2 separate regions of the Homo sapiens genome follow, and region 2 is linked to region 1. A link is an interaction called in ENCODE POLR2A ChIA-PET data of the cell type or tissue named here. Cell type or tissue: HCT116. All regions are shown on one strand. Links, peaks and the distances in the headings refer to the core of each region. The heading gives the core; the rest is flanking DNA.

Evidence for each region. ChIA-PET counts read pairs that join two places held together with the same protein. Peaks named below come from ENCODE experiments on the same cell type or tissue, not always from the same donor. Only the 100,000 strongest peaks of a DNase experiment are listed, where the experiment ranks them.
Region 2: POLR2A ChIA-PET joins it to region 1 with 6 read pairs; 12 of 35 experiments call an interaction of 5 or more read pairs at or near these places.

Annotation. Positions count from the first base shown.
Region 1 is chr17:41,573,242-41,583,116 of GRCh38, reverse strand. KRT14 (keratin 14) reads left to right here. Exons shown (of 8, transcript NM_000526.5): 7 at 1-23; 8 at 585-838. The coding sequence ends at 682. Among named protein-coding and RNA genes, the nearest start is that of KRT9, 6.1 kb to the right of the region's middle. RefSeq lists a silencer at 3,416-3,465 and enhancers at 2,540-3,526, 7,157-7,656. In HCT116, for the core only: a CTCF peak has its summit at 3,371; a DNase peak (open chromatin) is centred at 3,396; H3K4me3 peaks cover 1,315 bases; H3K27ac peaks cover 1,190 bases.
Region 2 is chr17:41,639,381-41,651,412 of GRCh38, reverse strand. It overlaps LOC124904004 (a long non-coding RNA gene), which reads left to right. Exons shown (of 2, transcript XR_007065756.1): 2 at 2,499-4,136. It also overlaps the pseudogene KRT42P. Among named protein-coding and RNA genes, the nearest start is that of KRT17, 21 kb to the right of the region's middle. RefSeq lists enhancers at 2,763-2,872, 3,271-3,430, 3,461-3,610, 3,163-4,038. In HCT116, for the core only: no CTCF peak of the experiment used is centred there; no DNase peak of the experiment used is centred there; H3K27ac peaks cover 557 bases.

The DNA.
Region 1 (9,875 bases), core at 1,922-4,421:
TGGATCGCAGTCATCCAGAGATGGTAAGACCCTCCTCCTCTGCAGGCCTGGGCTCCAGGCCACCCTCTGTACCCCAAGCAGGTCTAGGCATTGGCTAGGGGCTCCGTGAGGGGCTGAGCTCTAGTGCTGTCACCCAGTTTCCCTTGTGAACCTCCTTGGGTGGAAGAAGCTATTTTCTAAACCCTCCTTAGGGCTAGGAGAGGCAGCCCCCACCTCTTGCTTCTACGTGGTGTCTGTGGCAGATCCTATTGCTGTTGTGGTCAGCACCATGAACAGGGCCCTACAGGGCTCTTCCCACTGAGACCACTCCATTGGGTGAATATGGATGGAACCAGCCAGGTGTGAGCTCTTAGGAAGCTCTAATCTGAGGGCAAAGACTCTGTCTCTGACCTTTGGGAGCCCTCGTCTGAAAGAAATGTGTTGATGGTATCAGTGCTTGGGCAACAGCAGGGAGTGAAGCAGTAATCAGGGGAGAGGGCAATGGGGAGCCAGTTTGAGTTTCCTCACCTTCTTGGCCTCCTTACTCCTGATTAGTCCATTGTCTGTCCACCTCTGGTAACGTCCTCTTCCCACCTCTTCCCCAGTGACCTCCTCCAGCCGCCAAATCCGCACCAAGGTCATGGATGTGCACGATGGCAAGGTGGTGTCCACCCACGAGCAGGTCCTTCGCACCAAGAACTGAGGCTGCCCAGCCCCGCTCAGGCCTAGGAGGCCCCCCGTGTGGACACAGATCCCACTGGAAGATCCCCTCTCCTGCCCAAGCACTTCACAGCTGGACCCTGCTTCACCCTCACCCCCTCCTGGCAATCAATACAGCTTCATTATCTGAGTTGCATAATTCTCGCCTCTCTCTGGTCATTGTTAGGAGTGGGGGTGGGGAGAAAGTGGGAGAAGCATCTCTTTGGAGCTTGTCATAGCACCTGGCTATGGCCCCTGGGACTGGGAGAAAAGTCCTGGGGGTGGGTTGGGCTCAGGTCCCAGGATATCTTTCGCCATCTCAGAAGACACAGATAGATGTGTGTACCAGGTCATATGTGGTGTCTCCTAGGGTACGGAGGGATATTCATTCATTTACTCACTCATTTTCATGTGTGTCCATTCATTCACCAGATATTGAGTGCCTCTATGTCAGGCACTATGTTAGGTTAAGGATTCCTGATGTTTTTGTGATCAGGGATTCCTTGGAGAATATTGAAAGCTATAGATCTTTCCTTCTGCCCCCTACCTTCAAATAAGCATACATACATTTGCATACAATGTCATGGGGTTCATGGGTCTCCTAGAGCTCCTTACCGGAGGTCCATGAACCGAAGTAGGAACTCAAGCTCTCCTGACAGTCTTGTCTCCCTCCACCCCACCTGCTCTTGCCTCTGGTGCTGGATCTAATCCTTCTTACACTTGGTTAACCTAGGGCAAGTTGATGACCAGCTCCCAGCCTCAGCTGCCATTTCTGTAAAAGGGGCATAATGATAGTATCTACCTCATGGGCTTGTTGGGAGAATTCACTGGAAGAATGCATTTAAGGCCTCCAGCACAGGGCCTGGCATAGTGCTGGCTCAAGGCATGGCTGTGCTGGCGATACTGGGTAAACTATCTCTAGGGCATGGTGATTATCCATTCACGATGAGAGCATTTTTAGAGGGTTTGAGAATAGACTGGTTTCTAACCCTGGCTCTGTTCTGTAACAGATGTGAGCTTGGAAAGTCTGAGTCTCAGTGTCTTTACTTGTATAGTAAGGATGCTGAGCCCTGCCTCTTGAGGTTGATACAAGAATCCAATGAGTGACTATACCTTAAGAGCCAGGACTGTAGGAGACTCCCCTGGGTGGGGAATGCCTTTCCTTCTCTTTGGGGGGCTAGAAAAGGAGTGGGAAGGCAAGGAGCCTCACCCTAGTAAGTGGTGAAGATTCCAGAGGTGGGTGGGGCTCATTGCCCCAAGCTAGGAAAGAGTTGACTAGTCCTGTGTCAGTTTCAACAGCTCATTCATTTGGCTGCCTGAAGAAAACTTGTAGGGGGAGTCAAGGGTAGGGGAGAGACTGAAAAACGACTAAATTTGGGCAAGGGATCTGAAAGCCTGAGCTTTTGAATCAGACTACTTGGGTTGGAGTCCTGGCTCCTATGCTGAATAGCCTTGAAGAGTTTGGGCAAGGTACTGAACCCCACATTCCTCTTTCACAAGGTAGGGAATAAATATCTTTACTGCATAAGGGCTGATACAGGAGTGAATGACCTCATGCAGGCAATGAATTTGGCATTGTGTTTGGCACATAGTCAGCACCCTATAAATGGTAATGGGGTGAGTTATTAGGAAAAGGAATGAAGAGATGTTGGTTTCTCTTGTTCCTACCTCCACCCCAGGAGAAAGAGGACTGCTTTGTACTTCTGAAACTCTGGGATATCTTTTAACCTAAGTTTTGTCATCAAAAAGGGTTGACCTTAGGTGATCCCTGGGTGAGGATGGGCCATCCTGGAGGTGAAGTACTAGAGTTTCAGGGGTACAGGGGACAACTCAGGAAAGAGGAAGGTTTGAGGGTGCTTCCTCAGAGAATGAGAAGAGGTGGGTTTGAGGGCCCTAGGGGGTACAGGACCCTAGTGTGGGGAGGGGCTTTGTGATACTCCCAGGGGTGTTGGACTCTGGTTCCTAAGGTTCCTAGTTGGGCAATGAACCTCCTGCCCAAGTGTGGCAAAGAATCTCGGGAATGGCCCACATTTGAGAGGTCACATGGGCCTGGACAAAGAGCAAAATATGGCAAGAGTCACCAGTGGGGACTGAAGCCCAGAACGCCCTCAACTTCCTAAGAATCCCCAGACATCTCTCTACCTTGGAGGTGGAACCAGATTAAAGTCTGTGCCCAAAGGAGATTTGCTTTAGAGGAATATAGAAACGTGAGGTCTCTTAGACTGGGGTGAGGTGGGGCGAGCCTCCTCTCTGAGTGGTTGCCGTTACTGTTTGAAGGGAATACACAGGAGACCTGGGCTTGCTTGCGGGTAAGAATGGCGGCTGGCACCACCTGGCTGAAAGCAGGCTCAGAACCAGGAGAGGAGGAAGTCAAGCAGGGAGGCTGGGAGGTAGTCCCACCCTGTGCTGTCAGGCTCCAGAGGAAGAGGGCAGCAGGGCAGTGGCCACCGGGGTCTCACATGGACTCCCCTCCTCCCGGGATTTCCCCACAATACCTCACTGGGGAGGGTAGGGCCAGTGTTTGGATCCTGCTGATGAACAGGGCTCTTGTTCACAGAGCCTGGCAGCCACAAGCATCCAACTCAAAATATGAGTGAGCCCAGCAGCTTCGACAATGGTGACCGCCTTCCCTTGGCCTCCGCTCAGCTAAACAATAGACGAGCAAAGTGACTCGATAGCACAGTCTAGTGGAGGCAGCTGGGATTGCATCTCTGAGTCCTGGGGCTGATCAGGTGCCCTCTCTGGCTCCGCCTCCCTCTAAACCCTCTCTCCACCCTCCCAGCACTCAGAACCCGGCAGTCCTAGGTGAGCCACCGGGAAGACTCCTCCAACCTCACCGTAGGGAGACTGGCTTGCTCCAGGTCCTAAGGCTGAAAGTGGCAAAGTCCTGTCCATGCTCAGGCTTTGCCACGTCCTGGGTGGCTTCATTCCTGTTCCGTTCTTTCTCAGGGATGAGATAAAACTGAGAGACTTATGGGATCAGTGTGCATTTTTCGTAGCTTACTCCATGGTTTTTGTTTTATGGGGTGGAACCGACCTTGAAATTCTCAATCCCCTTTATTTTTGGGAGCTTTTTTTTTTTTTTTTTTTTAATGGTGAAAAGATCTCTAATGTGTCCAGGGAACTCTATAGGCAGCAACTGGCATATGTACCTTCCTAATCAGGCAAATGGCACTTCCCCAAAGCCACAGACAACCTGGCTTGGGTAATGTAGGCGACTATTCCTACAGGAAGATGTCAGAGGAGGCAGCCCCAAGGAGGCCTGATCCCCAGGGGCTGGGGGGTCCCGATGTCCTTGTGGGACCCCAGGAATTTCCCTGGCCCACCTCACTGAGCTTGGAGGCTGCCACAAAGGGGACCAGGGGATGCCAGGGACTTCCAGGGCGATGGACCGGCCTCAGGCAAGTGCAGGGCAGTCACCAGCTCCTCCTCCATTGCCGTTTGCTGAGCACAGGCTTTCCTGACAGGGCTTCCCTCTGTGCCACTGTAAGGCCAGGCTTGGGAAAGGAAGTCTTTTTCCTTTAAGGTGCTCTGATGAACTTTAGGGGTGACTTGGCTTGAGAGAGAGGGCAAAAATAGACACACAGAAATAGAGAGAAACAAATGGATATAGAGTTGAGAGAGAGAGAGAAAGGGAGAGGGAGAGAGTCAGAGAGACAGAGTCAGGGATAGAGAGGATAGTGAGGGCCCTGGGCCAGTACTAGGCAGGGAGGGGCATTCATTCATTCATTCATTCATTCATTCACACATACTTATCGAAACTTAACTGTTGTAGGTGTAGGGGAGATGGGGTGAATTGAGACAGACTGAATAAGAAAAGAGACAACATGAGGAAGAAGGTAGAGAGGGACCCAGTGCATGTGTGGGGTTTGGGACAGAGAGCAGGAGCTCTGAGCCTGTGTCCACTGTAGCTCCTGATCACTGGAGGGCAAGCCCTGGCTCCATTCTGCCTTGTTTAGCTCTGTGACTGTGGCCAAGATACCCTCTCTGAGCCTCAATTTCCTTACCTGTAAAATGATTTAAAAATTAATGCATACCTCCTAAAACAGTTGGTGAAGATTAAATTCGACAGTGCAGGCAAAGCAACGAGGGTCTTGCCTGCAACACTGGAGGTTCCTTGACGGAAGGAACTATGATCCTCCAAACATTCAATGTCCTCCCCAGGCCCCACAGGCACAGGTCTTTGATCCTAATGGGGGCTCAATAGGCCAGAAGGATGGGCTAATAATAAGCAAGGGAGCTGAGAACCCAAGTTGCCCAGATGGTCCATGGGGAAGTTGGGAGCAGGCACAGTGCCACCGACAGTCAGGATGATGTCCCACCATGTACCAGACCCACACCAGCAGTTTTACAATATGAGTTCTTTTAAGCCTCACAACAACTTCATGAGGCCAGAACTTTTTTTTTTTGTTTGTTTCTTTGAGACCAAGTCTCACTCTGTCACCCAGGCTGGAGTGCAGTGGTGTGATCTGGGCTCACTACAACCTCAACCTCCCAGGTTCCAGCGATTCTCCTGCCTCAGCCTCCCAAGTAGCTGGGATTACAGGTGCCCGCCACCACGCCCAGCTGATTTTTGTATTTTTAGTAGAGACAGGGTTTCACCATGTTGGCCAGGCTAGTCTTGAACTCCTGACCTCAGGTGATCCGACCGCCTTGGCTTTCCAAAGTGCTGGGATTACAGGTGTGAGCCACTGTGGCTGGCCAAGCTCAGAACTATTTTTTTTTCCCCACTGAAATCTTTTGCTTGACTTAACCCACTGCCCTTTAGCCACACAGGACTCCTGCCCTGGCAGTCACTTTGCTTGTTCCCACCTCAGGACATTTGCACATGCTGTATGCCCCTCCCCTTTGTCCTTCTCCTGGCTCACTTCTCCTCCCCCTTCACTCAAGTGTCTCTTTCTCAGGGAGAAGGTCACTGGTACCCCAGACCATGCCACACCTTTATTATGTGCTCTCCATTCCCCACCAACCGTGCTCACCTCAGTTGTGAATTACATGTTCATTTCTGCAGGTCTATTTTATCCCATAACTGTCCATCAAGATAAGGGCTTGCTCATTACTTTACCCCCAGCACTCAGCCCAATGCCTGGCACATAGTAGGTGCTCAATAAAGGATGAATCCGAATTTGGAATGAGGAAACAGGTTCACAGAGGGGAAGCAACTTTCCCCAAATAAGTGGAAGAATCTGGCTTTACACCATGACCTGCCTGGCTTCGAAGCCGGTGCTCTCATCCTCACTGCTAGGTGTGTCCCAGCAGACACAAGCCTGGGGTGCCTAGACTCAGGTGGAGGCACGTATGTGGGCCCACTCCATCCCCTCACTGTGGTCTGATAGGGTCTGAATTGGGAAGGGTGATGGCAAGTGCCTGTTGTATGAGAAAGAATCAGTGTTGACAGACAGGTGCAGGTACCCACAGCCCTGCGCCAGTGGGCAGTGCACACCTGCCTAGATGGCTCATGGAGGCTCCAGGGGAGGAGCCGTGACTCAGCGGGTGCTCCCTCTCCCAGCAGCCAGCTACATGCTGACTCAGGTCCCTCCCTGGCCCCACCTGGGGATCAATGACAGACAGCAATGGGTAGTAAGTTGGGGGTGTGGGAGGCTGCTTGCAGGCAAGCAAGAGGGCTCCCACAACCAGAGCAAAGCTGTCCTTGAGCTGTCTCCAGGTCCCTATGTCCCCAGTGGACGATACCTTTGCCTCTGGGGACACCTTGCAAGTGGGATCTTTGGTTCTCTCTCTGTCCCTCTGTCTGCCTCTCTGGGTCCTTGCAGCCCCTTCTCTCCTACTCCATCCACTCCCCAAGGGGAGGGCCTGCATTTGGGTTGCTGGCACTGGGTCTAGCTTGCAGCCTTGCAGCCTTGCACACTGGCTGTAGAGAGGCAGTGTTGATTCTCGCTGGGTCTCAGGTGCCGGGGTGCCATGGGCTCCATGGTTTCCATTCCTGGTTCATTCTTTGGAGGATTCCCATGGGAGGTGTTGAAGGTGGGGCTCAGAGGGCAGACCCTGAGCCCTGAGAGGCTGGAAGAGTGAGCCATGCCACATGACCTAGAAGAAATCACTCACTCAGGCCATGGCTGTTGGCCTTCCTCATCCCTGGCCCCATCTTGCCCAGTCTGGTTCCCATGCCAGGCAGAGAGCTTGGGAGAAGGGAAGAGATGCTGCCCTGCTGCAGCTGGAACAAGACCTCCTATCTGGACCGCAGGAGCTGCAAGCACAGCAAGATCCTCTTTGTATTGGAACAAGGCCAGATGTAGGGGGAGGAGGGCCAATGTGGCAGGGGCTACATGTGGGCAGCAGTTGGGCATTCATCTAGGGAGCCCTCTTTCTTTTTTTTTTGAGACAGAGTCTCGCTCTGTCACCCTGGAGTGCAGTGGCTGGAGTGCAGTGGCGTGATCTCTGCTCATTGCAACCTCTGCCTCCCGGGTTCACGCCATTCTCCTGCCTCAGCTTCCCAAGTAGCTGGGACTACAGGCGCCTGCCACCACACCCAGCTAATTTTTTGTATTTTTAGTAGAGACAGGGTTTCACCGTGTTAGCCAGGATGGTCTTGATCTCCTGACCTCGTGATCTGCCCACCTCAGCCTCCCAAAGTGCTGGGATTACAGGTGGAAGCCCTCTGTCTTTATGGCCCTTGGCAACAGTGCATGAAGGGGCTTCTCATGAGGAAACTGAGGCCAACTTTGAGGACCACAGGGAAAGGGAGGGTGAAACTGGCACGTGGCCCAGCCTTGCCTGGCTGGGGAGCTACTGTGCTGTCCACCCCACAGTGGTCCTCATGCACAGCTTTCTTTCCCTGGCAGCTGGGAGGAGTTCTGAGGGACGAAGCCTGCTGCTTCGGGCTGAGTGAGGCTTAAGACAGGGCTGGAGGGTGGGAAGTGGAGAAGGTGGGTGAGGACAGGGGTTGGGGTTTGGCACCAGGGCTGGAAACCAGGGCCATCTGTCAAGAGGCTTAGCTGGCCAGGGGAGCCCCAGCTGGGAGCTTCTGCTCAGTCAGGTGGGTCTCAGCTGTTCTTAGGATCCCCCAAACAGATACATTTGCAGATGACAGAGCAGGGTTCTGAAAGTGCCACTCTGCTGGCTCTCTCCAGGGTGGCCCATCCACAGCACCACTGACTTCCCTACCCAGCTCAGGGACCCAGGACCTGGGGCTTACATCCCAACCAGAGTGGCGGCATCAGCATGGGCATGGGGAAGAGGGTAACTTTCCAGGCCTTGGAACACATTGCGGCAGATTCTGGGCTTCCCAGCAGAGCTTGGCAAAAACCTTGAATGGTTTAAAACCATTTGAGAAAGTAGAAAGGGAATCAATTATACCCACTAGCCTTGATCTAAGAGTCTTCCATGTATTAACTATCATAAAATGCCTTCAGTATTCTCTGAATATTGAATAAAAGAGAATTATATTCTCTTTTAATTTTCAAAACTTAAACTACCTGTTTAATTTTTAATGTAACATATTCTGTAACACCCATTTAAATATTTATTTAACACATTTTGGTAAATTAACTCACCTTTCATTTCAATAAATATATTTATAAAGGAAATCTTACATTACTACAAAAAAGGAAAATCATAATCACTTGCCAGAAGCAGAAGGAAATGACATACAGAAATACTTAACTTCTAACTAGATGCTGTTACTTTCTAAAGGTTCTGAGCCCAAAGTTGGCTCTCTTTTTTTGAACAGGGTGATTGACAAGTGTGTGGGTCGTTAGAGAAGCCATAGTGTCCAAATGAGATTTCATCCTTGACTAATCAGAAGATTGAAAAATAGAAAAAGAGGCCAGGTGCAGTGGCTCATGCCTGTAATCCCAGCACTTTGGAGGCTGAGATAGGAGGATCATTTGAGCCCAGGAGTTCAAGATCAGCCTGGGCAACATAGCGAAATCTCATGTTTATGAAAAAAAAAATTAGCTGAGCATGGTGGTGTGTGCCTGTAGTCCCACCTACTTGGGAGGCTGAGGCTGGAGGATGGCTTGAGCCCAGGAGGTCAAGGCTGCAGTGAGCTGTGATCATGCCACTGCATTCCAGCTTGGATGACAGAGTGAGACTCTGTCTCAAAACAAACAAACAAACAAACATGGAAAAAGGAAATCTTCCTCCAAGTGCTTCAGTATTATTATGTTTAGGATGATTATTATTATTTGAGACGGAGTCTTGCTCTGTCGCCCAGGCTGGAGCACAGTGGCGCAGATCTCACCTCACTGCAACTTGTGCCTCCTGGGCTCAAGTTGTTCTCATGCCTCAACCTCCTGAGTAGCTGGGATTACAGGTGTGTGCCACCACGCCTGGCTAATTTTTTGTATTTTTAGTAGAGACGGGGCTTTGCCATGTTGCCCAGCCTGATCTCAAACTCCTGAGCTCAGGCAATCTGCCCACCTCGGCTTCCCAAAGTGCTGGGATTACGGGCATGGGTCACCGTGTCCGGCCACTTCAGTATTATTTAACAGTCGTTGAGCATCACTTAAAAGCCCCTCAAGAAATACCAGTCATCTATGCCGCCTACACATGCAGGCATTGCCTCTTTCAGGCCCTTGCTGACCATCCTGGCAAAGAGATTTCCTTACCTTTAGCTCCTTTTCAGCAATGAGCATCTTTCTGGAATGACTGGTATCTTTCCTCCATCTCATATGTGTTGGGATCCTACTTGGATCAGACGTGGCGCTGGGCACTGGGGCAAGTACGAGATGAGCAGGGGCAGGCTTAGAGGAGCTCTGGCTGCCCGCAGAGAGAGGTTTCTTCTATTTTTTCAGTACATGAACTTTTATTCTTCATCAAGTGCTTCATAGAGCCATGGAGATAAGTGTGAGACACTATAACAGAGCACAGTACAAACCCAGGGGGCGAGAGTACAGGAAGACAGAGGAGGAGGCAGTCAGAGGGATCACTGAAGATGGGTAGTTTTCTGTGTAGAAAAGATGGAGTGGGACATTTCAATCAGAGGTCACTGCAAGTGCCGAGTATTCTTAGAGGGAAGAAGGGCATTTGGGAAGCATTGTATGATTTTCTAGGGGGCCTGGGGGATGGTGGGAGATGGGGCAGGAATGGAAAGATGGGGATGGGCCTAAGTGCCAGGAATGTGGACCTTATCTTGAGGGTGGAGGGAAACTGGTGAAGTGATGTTGTCAGACATGGATTAGAAAGGTCATTCTGGCTGCTGTGCAGGAAGAGTCAGAGGGAATGGGAGAGGCAGGGAG
Region 2 (12,032 bases), core at 5,035-7,534, 65 kb before region 1:
AGAACGTGGCTGTACCTGTGGGGGGTTTCCCTGGACCAGTGGTGGGCTCCTGGGCCTGCTCTGCTCCTGGAATGGAGGCTGAGGACCACCTGCCCTCCTGCAGGTTTTGGGTACAAGCTGTGTGCCTCTGCAGAGCAGCTGTGTCCTCTCCTGTCCTGTGCAGTTAATCAGGGCTCCCTGTGGCTTTCAGGAGCAAGGCCCCGCTCCCTCGTGTGGCACGCAGGGCCTCTCCCAGGTGGGCCTCTCCCAGGTGGGCCCCTGCTCACCTTGCCAGGCCCAGCCCCCACCCCCTGCCTTTCCAGCCAGCTCCCCTGGCCTGGGACATCTCATGCTTCCCTGAGGGTGCCCCCTGCCATGGCATGTGCCCATCACCCTGCCTGGAAGGCCGGCATCTCCTGTGTCTCCTGCTGTGCTGGACCTGCTCAGATCCTTTCCCCACCTGTCCTGCCTTGAGGCTGGGTCAGGGACCCCTCATGGGCACTCCCACAGGCCAGCCTGCACAGGTCTCCACGGTGTCTCGTGAGGTCCAGGAGCTCCCCAAGATCAGGGCCTGCTGTGTGTCCCCTGTCATGTCCCCAGGTCAGGCTCTCCCACGTATGGGCTGGGGAGTGAGAGGATGAGCTAGTGAGTGGGTACAGGAAGCCCGGGGAGTTCCTCTGAGGCCCAGTCCTGGCCCCGATTCTGCTTCCTCCAGTCCAGGAGGAATATCCCTCTACCTTGGGACTGGGGTCTCCTGGGAACATTCTAGAAATCTCTCTTGCAATCAGGGAGGATACAAGCCCCTCCTCTTTCCTGATGAGGATGTAAGATTAACAGGCCAGAGTGGCAATGGCGTCTTTGTGTGAGTGTGTAAGGTGTGTACCCGTGAGAGGTTGTGTGAATGTGAAAGTTTGCGCGTGTGTCCATGAGTGGGTGACAGTGTGGACATGAGTCTATGAGTGTGAGTGTGAGTATGGGGAAGTTTGTGAGTATGGGGAAGTTTGTGAGCATGTGCTGGTGTGTGTGAGTCTGGGAATGTCAGTGTATGTGTGTGAATGTACATGTGAGCGGCACGTGAATGGGTATGAGTCTTTGAGTGTGTGTCAGCCTGTGAGCATGTGCCTGTGTGTGAATCTGGGAGTGTGAGTGTGTGTATGAGCTGTGTGTGAACGTGTGTGTGAGTCTTTGTGTGTGCATGTGTCTGAGAGTGTCAATGTGTGTGTGAATGTGTGTATATGAGTCTTTGAGTGTGTATCTGTGAGCATGCGCCTGTGTGTGAATCTGGGAGTGTGTGTGTGAGCTGTGTGTGAACGTGTGTGTGTGAGTCTTTGTGTGTGCGCATGTCTGAGAGTGTCAATGTGTGTGTGTGGATGTGCCTGTGAGCTATGTGTGAATGTGTATATAGGAGTCTTTGAGTGTGTGTGTATCGATCTGTGAGCATGCGCCTGTGTGTGAATCTGGGAGTGTGAGTGTGCATGTGAACTGTGTGTGAATGTGTGTATATGAGTCTTTGAGTGTGTGTCAGCCTGTGAGCATGTGCCTGTGTGTGAATTTGAGAGTGTAAATGTTCGTATGAGCTGTGTGTGAATGTACGTGTATCAGTCTGTGTGTGTCTGAGAGTCTCAATGTGTGTGTGTATGTGCATGTGAGCTATGTGTGAACGTGTGTGTATGAGTCTTTGAGCATGTGTGTGTCAACCTGTGAGCATGCACCTGTGTATGAATCTGGAAGTGTGTGTGTGTGTGTGTGAGCTGCGTGTCGATGTGTGGCTTATCCTGCAGGAGTGCTGACCCGGGACTCCGGGCGGTAAAGAAGCCTGGGTCCAGGCTCTCCCCTTCCCCAAAGCCACAGGCAACCCCAGAGACACTCAGAGCCCTCTGCATTCTGGGGGTTCTGGGGGCGATCTGGGGAGCTTGTAGGCTCACTTTGCTCCACTGAGCGATGAGTGGTCTTTCCACATTCTAGAGAGGGCTCGGAGGCCTTTATTTTGAAAAGAGTAATACTGAATAGATTCAAAATAATATTTACAAAATATGTGTAGGATTTAAGAATGAAGGCACTGCCGGGCGCTGTGGCTCACGCCAGTAATCCCAGCACTTTGGGAGGCCGAGGTGGGCGGATCACCTGAGGTCAGGAGTTCGAGACCAGCCTGGCCAACATGGTGAAACCCTGTCTCTACTAAAAATACAAAAATTAGCCGGGCGTGGTGGCAGGCGCCTGTAATCCCAGCTACTTGGGAGGCTGAGGCAGGAGAATCGCTTGAACCCAGGAGGTGGAGGTTGCAGTGAGCCGAGATCACCCCATTTCACTCCAGCCTGGGCGACAAGAGTGAAACTCGACCTCAAAAAAAAAAAAAAAAAAAAAAAAGAAAAAAACAAAAAAAGAATAAAAGCACAACAAACATCCGTGAATCCACTGCCCAATTTTGGACATTTTAGCTTCGATGTGCGCCTCGCGCTCTGCCCGCAGTGTAACCGCTAGCCTGGATTTGGGATTTGATTCCTTGCTTTCCTTTACAGATTTGAAGTCCTTCCCCCAGGCCCTGGACGGGGAAACTCAGGACTCCTCTCCGGGTAGAGTCTGGCAGCAGTCGGGCCAGAACAGCTCAGTGCTGCCCTCTGGGGGCGAGGCCGCGGCTTCCTCCTGCTCAGCCCCAGCCTGGGTTGGAAGGAGCCCACCCAGCTAAGCGTGGCGAGACCCGACAGAGGGGTGGGCGCAGTCACTGCCCACACACCTGCAAGGCACGCCTGGACGCACATCCGCATGTGGCCATGCACAGGTGTGCACACGGACTTTACCCTCGTTCGTTTGTATTATGTCCCCCGTTGGTGTCACACCCCGCGTGGGAAGCCCAGAAGCCGCTGCCGCTCCTCAGGAGTTGACAGGAGGGAGAGGTCCCCGCGGGTGGAGCGTGTCTGCTCCAGGGACCCTCAGACTCGGGGCCGGGCAAGCTGGAGGGAAGGCTGGTTTTGGGGTTAGCAGTTTATTAACAGAGGGACTTGAGCGGGTGGGCGTGGGGGAGGGACACGTGCCAAAGGCAGGGAAGGGCTTTTTTGAGATGGAGGGATGGGGGATAGGGGGTGATACACAGCGCAGGCCAGCTTCAGAAGGGAATGTTGTGTCCATGCGCCTGGAGGCAGAGGCATGGACACACGGCCCAGCCGGGGCCTGGTGCTCTGGCTGTTAAGGGACTAGAGACGGTGAAGCTGAAGATGGCGAGGAGGAGCCAGGACCCTGGGGGAGAAGGAGTAGTTTGCAGAGCGCAGGTGGAGGATGGGTCTCCAGGGTCCCTGCATTCCTCCCGCGGCCTCGCGGGCTCCTCTCGGGACTGCAGCGCAGAGGCGCCACCCAAGATGGCCAGCAGAGGGCGCTCCTGCTACAGATTTGGGGATCCCGGGCGGCCGGAGCGTGTCCCCGTTTAACAGGGCATGAGCCTTGGAAGGCGGCTGGGCCTGGGGTCTCCATGGGGAGCACTAGAGCCTGCCCCTTGGGAGCCACCGAGCACAAGAATGAGGAGAGACGACCTCATGAGGTGGGAACCCCACAGGGTTCCATGCATCCTTTTCTGCTGCTGCCGGGTCAGGCATTTGTCTGGTCAATGCTTCCATCCTTTTGTCCCAAGGTGGTGCCTTTTAAATCACCCCCGGAGATGTGACTGGCCCGCCTAACCTGCCCTGGAGGTCTTCCTCCAGGCCAGGGGTCTGTTAGGGCCAGCTAGCCTTTCTAGAAAGTTCCCTGGGTTCTAGCCCCTGCAGCTTCCCTGGTGGCCCCTTGCTCCTGCTTCCTGTCCCTGCCTCTGGGAGGAGGACTTGCTTGTCTGGTCTCCTTCCTCACCCTGCCTCATCCAAGGAGGCTTCTCCATCGCTGCCGGTGCATCCTGCAGTTCTGAGGACCAGACGCACCCTTGGTCTTCTGCCGTAAAGAGTTACGGGCGTTCACGCAGCTGGCGGGTGAACACTGCCAGGTCCCCTGCTTGGCTTGAGGTGTGGCAGCCGCCATCAACTACTGGGGGAGGCGACTAGGGAGGAGAAAATCCCTTCGGTTGTGAATTCTGCCTTCCACCTCCCAGCATCTCCACCTGGACAGAGGGACCACACACTCAAGCCATTTACTCATTGATTTTTAAATTAAATTAAATTAAATTTATTTTAAAATTATTAAATTTTAATTATATATTTATTTGTAATTATATTTAAATAATTAAATCTGTTTATAATATAAAATTATAAAATTTAATTTATAAATTTTAAATTATTTAAAATAAATTAAAATTTATTTTATTTTATTATTATTTTTTGAGACAGAGTTTCGCTTTTGTTGCCCAGGCTGGAGTGCAATGGTGTGATCTTGGCTCAGTGCAACCTCTGCCTCCTGGGTTCAAGCGATTCTCCTGCCTCAGCCTCCAGAGTAGCTGGGATTACAGGAATACGCTACCACGCCCGGCTAATTTTTTGTATTTTTACTAGAGACGGGGTTTCTCCATGTTGGTCAGGCTGGTCTCGAACTCCTGACCTCAGGTGATCTACCCGCCTCGGCCTTCCAAAGTGCTGGGATTACAGGTGTGAGCCACTGCACCCAGCAACATTTATTTTATTTTATTTTTATTTACTATTATTATTTTTCAGATGGAGTCTTACTCTGTTGCCAGCCTGGAGTGCAGTAGCACGATCTCGGCTCACTGCAACCTCCACCTCCTGGGTTCAAGTGATTCTCGTGCCTGAGCCTCCTGAGTAGCTGGGATTACAGGCACGTCCCACCACACCCAGCTAATTTTTGTATTTTTAGCAGAGACGGGGTTTCACCATGTTGGTCAGGATGGTCTTGATCTCCTGACCTTATGATCTGCCCGCCTCAGCCTCTCAAAGTGCTGGGATTACAGGCGTGAGCCACCGTACCCGGACATATTTTATTTTTTGAGACAGAGTCTGGCTCTCTCTCCCAGTCTGGAGTGCAGCAGTGTGATCTTGGCTTGCTGCAACCTCCATCTCCTGGGTTCAAGCGATTCTCCTGCCTCAGCCTCCCGAGTAGCTGGGATTACAGGCATGTGCCACCACACCTGGCTAATTTTTGTATTTTTAGTAGAGTCAGGGTTTCGCCATGTTGGCCAGGCTGTTCTCGAACTCCTGGCCTCAAGTGATCTGCCCGTCTTGGCCTCCCAAAGTGCTGGAGCCATTCATTTATTAATTTGTTCATTCATTTATTCATATCTGCAGTTATTGGGCACTCTTTGCTATGGCCATTTCCAGGGACAGAGAGAAGGAGGCAGGGTCCCTGTCCCATGTCTAGAAGGGGAGTCAGGTATACAAGCAGGTGTAACCACATAGGGTGAGACGTGCCCCATAGAGGGGAATTGCTGTGTTTCCGTGAACTCCGCTTGTCCTAGCTTCCCTATCCTAGTCAGTGACATCATCACCCACCCAGTTACTCAGCTCAGAAAATGCAGAGTCATCCTGCTGTTCCCAGCTCAGGCCTGGCTCCCTGTTGGCCATGGTGTCCCATCCTCACCTCACAACTCTCTCCCAGGCCACCACTTCAGCCCTGAGGCCAGTTCTGCTCTATCCAGCATTCACACTGCCACAAAAGAGAGCTCCTTCAAACTACTCGATGCCCAGACACAGGAAAAAGAAGGAAGGAATGTGGCCTGAGGGAATTGTCTGTATGGAGAAAGACCGAAAAACAAAGTTGGAAAATGAAAAAGTAACTGGGAAAATGCATTCACAACACCTGTGCCAAGGCCTCTTCCCATGTTTATGAAAAGCTCACACAAACCAGGAAGGCCAAGACTGCAGACAAGAATAGGCAAAGGATAGGAACAGCCAGTTCCTAAGAAACAAGAAGGAGAACAAGAAGCAACCACGAAATATAGGGAAGGATGTGGTCTTTGTCTGTTCTGTGCTGCTCTAACTGAACACTTGAGACTGGGTGATTTAACAGAGTAGAGAGATTTACTTCTGAGAATTCTGGAGGCTGGGAAGTCCAGGGTTAGGGGGCTGCATCTGGCGAGGGCCTTCATGCTGCAGCATCCCATGGCAGGAGGTGGAAGGGTAGAGAGGGGAGTGGGGGGAGAGAGAGAGACAGAGAAGGAAGGGGACCAAACTCATCCTTTTATCAGGAACCCACTCCCTCCATAACTGCAATAACTAACCCACTCCCCTGGTAATGGCATTAATCTATAAGGCCATTAATCTCTGCCTTTGTGACCTAATCTCCTCTTAACGGTCCCATCTCTCAACAGTATTGCATTGGAGATTACGTTTCCAAAACATGAACTTTGGGGGATACATTCAAACTACAACAGAAGTTCAATTTTACTCATAATTAAATAAACGGAAACTGAAGCAACAGAGAGATCTGTTTCAACTATGAAGAAAGACAAAAGGGCCAGGCATGGTGGCTCACAGCTATAATCCCAACACTTTGGGAGGTCAGGGCAGGAGGATAGCTTGAGCCCAGCAGTTTGAGACCAGCCTGGGCAACATTGTGAGACCTCATCTCTACAAAAAATGCAAAAATTAGCCAGGTATGGTGGCACACACGTGTAGTCTGAGCTACTCGGGAGGCTGAGGTGGGAGGATCACTTGGGCCTACGAGTTCAAGGCTGCAGTGAGCCATCAGTGGTGATCACACCATTGCACTCCAGTCTTGGTGACAGAATGAGACCCTATCTCAAAAAAAAAAAAAAAAGGAAAGGCCGGGTGCAGTGGCTCACACCTGTCATCCCAGCAGTTTGGGAGGCTGAGGCAGGTGGATCACTTGAAGTCAAGAGTTCGAGACCAGCTGTCCAGCATGGTGAAACCCCATCTCTACTAAAAATACAGAAATTAGCAGGGTGTGGTGGTGGGTGCCTGTAATCTCAGCTACTTGGGAAGCTGAGGCAGGAGAATCACTTGAATCCAGGAAGCAGAGGTTTCAGTGAGCCGAGATCATGCCATTGCACTCCAGCCTGGGTGACAAGAGCAAAACTCCATTTCAAAAAAAAAAAAAAAAGATAAAAAAAGGAAAACAACAACAACAAACAAACTTTGATGGTGTCATTGCTAGTAGATGTATAAGGGGAAAGATATTCTTAGTCATGATTAGGGCAAGTGATAATTTGTAGAACTTTTCAAGGTGACTTTTTTTTTAACTGTGGAAAATTCCAGATGTACACAAAAGTAGAGAGAATAGCAAAATGAGCTCCCATATGCCCATCACCCGGTTTTGATAATTGTCAACATGATGCCATTTTGATTTCTTCTCTCTCCCGCTGCCAGTTTTTATGGAAGAAGTAAGAATACTTTAAAGCAAACTCCAAGTATCATTTCATTTTACTCTGGAAGAAAATTTGGCAGTGGCTCTCGAAGTATAAAAGGATTTACCCTTTAACCCAGTCATCCCACTGCTAAACTTTCCCCTGAAGATGTATTTGCAAAAGTTCACCATGCTTTACATCCAGGGAGGTTTATGACACTATTGCTTGGAAAAGCAAAAAGCCTTGGAGACCAGAGAGGTTGTTGTCAGGGACGAAGTAGATAAATTATAGCTCATCGTCATGACGGATTAAAAAGAATGAGGTGGCTTTCCAAGAGATATTATTAACTGGGAGACCGAAGCATTGGAGATATCGATAATATCCCTTTTGTTTGATTAAAATCTATATAAATAGACACATTAAGAACAAAACAGCACACAACCATGCTTGGATGACTCCCTATTAATACAGGATAAAGTCCAAACTCTTCAGCACCCTGTCATGGTGGTCTTCCTTTTCAACCTTTGTCCCAGTCATTTCTTCCACTTGTATGACCTATGAATTGGCCCAGAGATTTCCAAAATGGTGTCCCAGGAACCCTAGCTCCACCTGCTTCTCCTGGAAGTGGCTCCATGTCCATATGAATTTGGGAAACACAGCATCACACTGTGCATTGGCTTGTTCCAAGCTCTGAGAAGTTTGCAGTGCAACAAGCAAACAAAAACTGTCTGTCGAAGACATGAGGCTCCCAGGCCCATGGGGCTGTGGATCACGGTTCTCAGTTCTGCTCTTAAGAGCACCACAGGGGCCTTAAGAGGCCCCTGTGCATCAGGGATGAGAACCTCCCTATACATCAGGGATGAGAACCTCTGCTCTGAGGGTCAGCCCTGTCCCTTCCTGACTTGATGTGGCTTGACTCTCTCCTTTGCCCACTCCACCCCAGCCACACAGGCTCTTCTTTCTGTTCCCCAGAACGGAATACCTCGGTCCAGCCTCAGGGCCCTTGGACCAACTGTCACCTCAGCCTGGAGTGTCCTTCCCTGCACGTGGCTGGCTCTTTACATAGTTCAGTTCCCCCCTTAACTGTCACCTGGGAGAGGCCTTCCCCAGCCTCTCGAAGCACTCATAGTCCCCTTTGTATTTCCTTGGAGAATGGACCATCCACTGGTTTGTTGATTGCCCATTTCTCCTGCTAGAATGTCTGTTCCACGAGAGCAAAAATGTGGTTTGTGGTGTTTATTCCCAGAGACTGAGACAGTACCTGGCACAGAGTAGGTGCTCAACTAACAGGAGATAAAGAAATGCGTTTCTTTGCAAGATCCATTTTCCATAGCACTCCTACTGCATCCCCCTGGAAATGCTGATGCAGCTATGGGTCTCTGGGTGTTCCCCAAACACACCAGGTGCATTCCCGTGTCTACCTGGACGATTTTCCACCTTGTCTTCTCAGCCTGGCAAAGTGCTGCCCTGGCTTCGAAACCCAGCTTTGCTGTCCCTCCCTGTGAAACTATCCTCCGAGGCCTGGTCTGAATGAGTTGCTCCCTCCCTGGGCCTCCCAAGGTGCCTGTACACACATACCTTTGTCACTGCACGAGTAACATTGCGCTGCACTGAACTGTTTTGTGTGTGTCTCACTCACGGCCTGCTCTCACTAAGGGCAGGGCTTGGCTGACTCAGTACTGAATTCTGAGCACCCAGCTCTGTGACTGCACACAATGAACCCAACAATTAGGTGCTGAATGAAATCCAACTCTGGGCTCTTACTGCCTGCGTCCATTCAGCAAGCATCAATAGGGCAACTACTGTGTACGAAGCACTGAGTCAGACCTTGTAGTAGGTCCAAAGATGAACAGAAAACCACCTTTTGGCTGTAAAGGATTATCAATTGAGAAGGGGAGCAGATCCGCCTCTCAGTAATTCTTTTTTTTTGTTGCTGTTGTTGAGATGGAGTTTTGCTTTGTTGCCCAGACTGGAGTGCAGTGGCACAATCTCAGCTCACTGTAACCTCCGCCTCCTGGGTTCAAGTGATTCTCCTGCCTCAGCCTCCCAAGTAGCTGGGATTACAGGCTCTTGCCATCACACCTGGCTAATTTTTTTTTTTTTTTGAGACGGGGTCTTGCTCTGTCTCCCAGGCAGGAGTGCAGTGGCGCGATCTCGGCTCACTGCAAGCTCCGCCTCCCAGGTTCATGCCATTCTCCTGCCTCAGGCTCCTGAGTAGCTGGGACTACAGGCGCCCGCCACCATGCCCGGCTAATTTTTTTTTGTTTTTTAGTAGAGATGGGGTTTCACTGTGTTAGCCAGGATGGTCTCGATCTCCTGACCTCGTGATCCACTTGCCTCGGCCTCCCAAAGTGCTGGGATTACAGGCTTGAGGCATCGCGCCCGGCCCACACCTGGCTAATTTTAGTATTTTTAGTAAAGATGGGGTTTCACCATGTTGGCCAGGCTGGTCTTGAACTCCTGACCTCAGGTGATCCACCTGGCTCAGCCTCCCAAAGTGCTGGGATTACAGGCGTGAGCCACTGCGCCTGGCCCCGCCTCCCAATAATTCTAACACGAGTGTGAGAGGCTAGCACCTCTGGTGCTAGAATGAGCTAGGGGAGTGCGTTCATTTTCCATTACTGCTGTAACAAATTATCAAAAACTTGGGGGATTAAAGCAACACACATTTATCCTCTTACAATTCTGAAGCCAGAGGTCCAACATGGGTCTTAGGGTGCTAAGACTGAGGTGTCAGCAGGGCTGTGTTCCTTCTGCAGGCTCCAGGAGAGACTTGTTCCTTGCCTTTTTCGGCTTCTGGAGGCTGCCGCACTCCTTGGCTCAGGGCCGCGCGTCAGTCTGACCTCTGCTTCTCTGGTTATGTCTCCTTCTCGGGCATTGACTCCTGTCTCCTTCCTGTTAAGATCCCTTGTGAACCACAGCCTCACATCCGCAAAGTCCTTTTTGCCCTATAAGGTGCATATTTCCAGGTTCTGGGGATTCAGATATGGACATATTTGGGGTTTATTATTTTTTAGCTTTTATTTTTTGAGACGGAGTCTCGCTCTGTCGCCCAGGCTGGAGTGCAGTGGCGCGATCGATCTTGGTTTACTGCAAGCTCCGCCTCCCAGGTTCACACCATTGTCCTGCCTCAGCCTCCCCAGTAGCTGGGACCACAGGCACCCGCCACCACGCCCGGCTAATTTTTTGTGTTTTTAGTAGAGACAGGGTTTCACTGTGTTAGCCAGGATGGTCTCCATCTCCTGACCTCGTGATCTGCCCACCTCGGCCTCCCAAAGTGCTGAGATTACAGGCTTGAGCCATCGCACCCAGCATATTTGGGGTTTATTATTCTGCCTACCACAGGCAGGGCAGGATGACTTCTCATGGCAGGGAGGCTTTGCCCAGCCAGCTTTTGGAGTCACCGAAGCTTTATTGAATCACTAGTTACTACAAGGCCTGTGACAGCTACATATTGACTCATTTAATCTCATGAAGAGTTTGTTACAAAAGTCTAGTCCTGGCTGGGCTTGGTGGCTCACACCCATAATCCCAGCACTTTGGGAGGCTGAGGTGGGTGGATCGCCTGAGGTCAGGAGTTTGAGACCAGCCTGGCCAACATGGTGAAACCCAGTCTCTACTAAAAATAGAAAAAATTAGCTGGGCGCGGTGGTGGGCACTTGTAATCCCAGCTACTCTGGAGACTGAGGCAGGAGAGTCGCTTGAACCCAGGAGGCGGAGGTTGCAGTGAGCCGAGATCAAGCCATTGCACTCCAGCCTGGGCAACAAGAGTGAAACTCCGTCTCAAAAAAAAAAAAAAAAGTCTAGTCCTTTCATTCTGCAGAGGAGGAGGGTTTGAGCCTAAAAGAAGAAAAATGACTTGCCCAAGTTGGGCAAGAGTCCAGATTTGACCCCAGGTTCTTGGACTTGGAGCTCTTTGCATGACATCATAGAGTGTGATCATAGCTAACACAATGCCTGACCCTGTGGTTGTGAAGATTAGAAACTCTGGTCCCTCTCCATGAAACTTTGCTGAAAAAAGTGCGTCAACCAGAAACACTCAATAACAAGGCTCCCAGGGACCCTGGGTTCTGAGGCAGAGATGGCAGGGACCACAGTGCTGCAGGAGTTTAGTGGAGGGAGCTTGCTCCTGGCTGGCTGGAGGGCAGCTCAGCTTCCTGGATGGAGGAAGCAGGCCTGTATGGCGGGCTGGGGCTCAGGCAGAACACTCCATGGAGCCCAGGCCTCTGCAAAGGAATGCTCCTGCCCTGTTCTCCTGTTTTGCCCTTGGAAAGGATAGATGATGGCTTGCTCTGGTCCTCGTTCCCTGGTCCTCCCTCCCCTAGTCCTCTCTCCCTTGGTTCTTCTCCCATAGCCCTTCCTCTGCTGGTCCTCCCTCCCCCAGTCCTCCTCCCCTGGTCCTCTTTCCCCTGGTCTTCCTACCCTAGTCCTCCCTCTCCTCATGCCCTTCCCCTGGTCCTCCTTCCGCTGGTCTTACCTACCTAGTCCTCCGTCCCCTCTTCCTCCTCCAGCAGTCCTCCCTGCCCTGGTCCTCCTCCCTCAGTGCTCCCTGCCCTGCTTCTCCTCCCTTGTTGGTCAGTCAGGTGTGTCACACTGTGGTGGGCTGGGTGGTCAACACCAGGACAAGGAGTTGAGAGACCCCCTTCACATCAGGGAGAAAGAGCTCCTATGTCAAGGGAGCCCCCAATCTGAGGGGGAGACATGGCTGCTACCTTGAGGAAGTGTCCAATTTAAGGGAAGAGACACAGTCTCTGTTTTGGGGAGCCTGGCCTCATCTGCCCCTGGAGAAAGCCACTCAAGAGCATTGCAGAGCAGGCGCGAA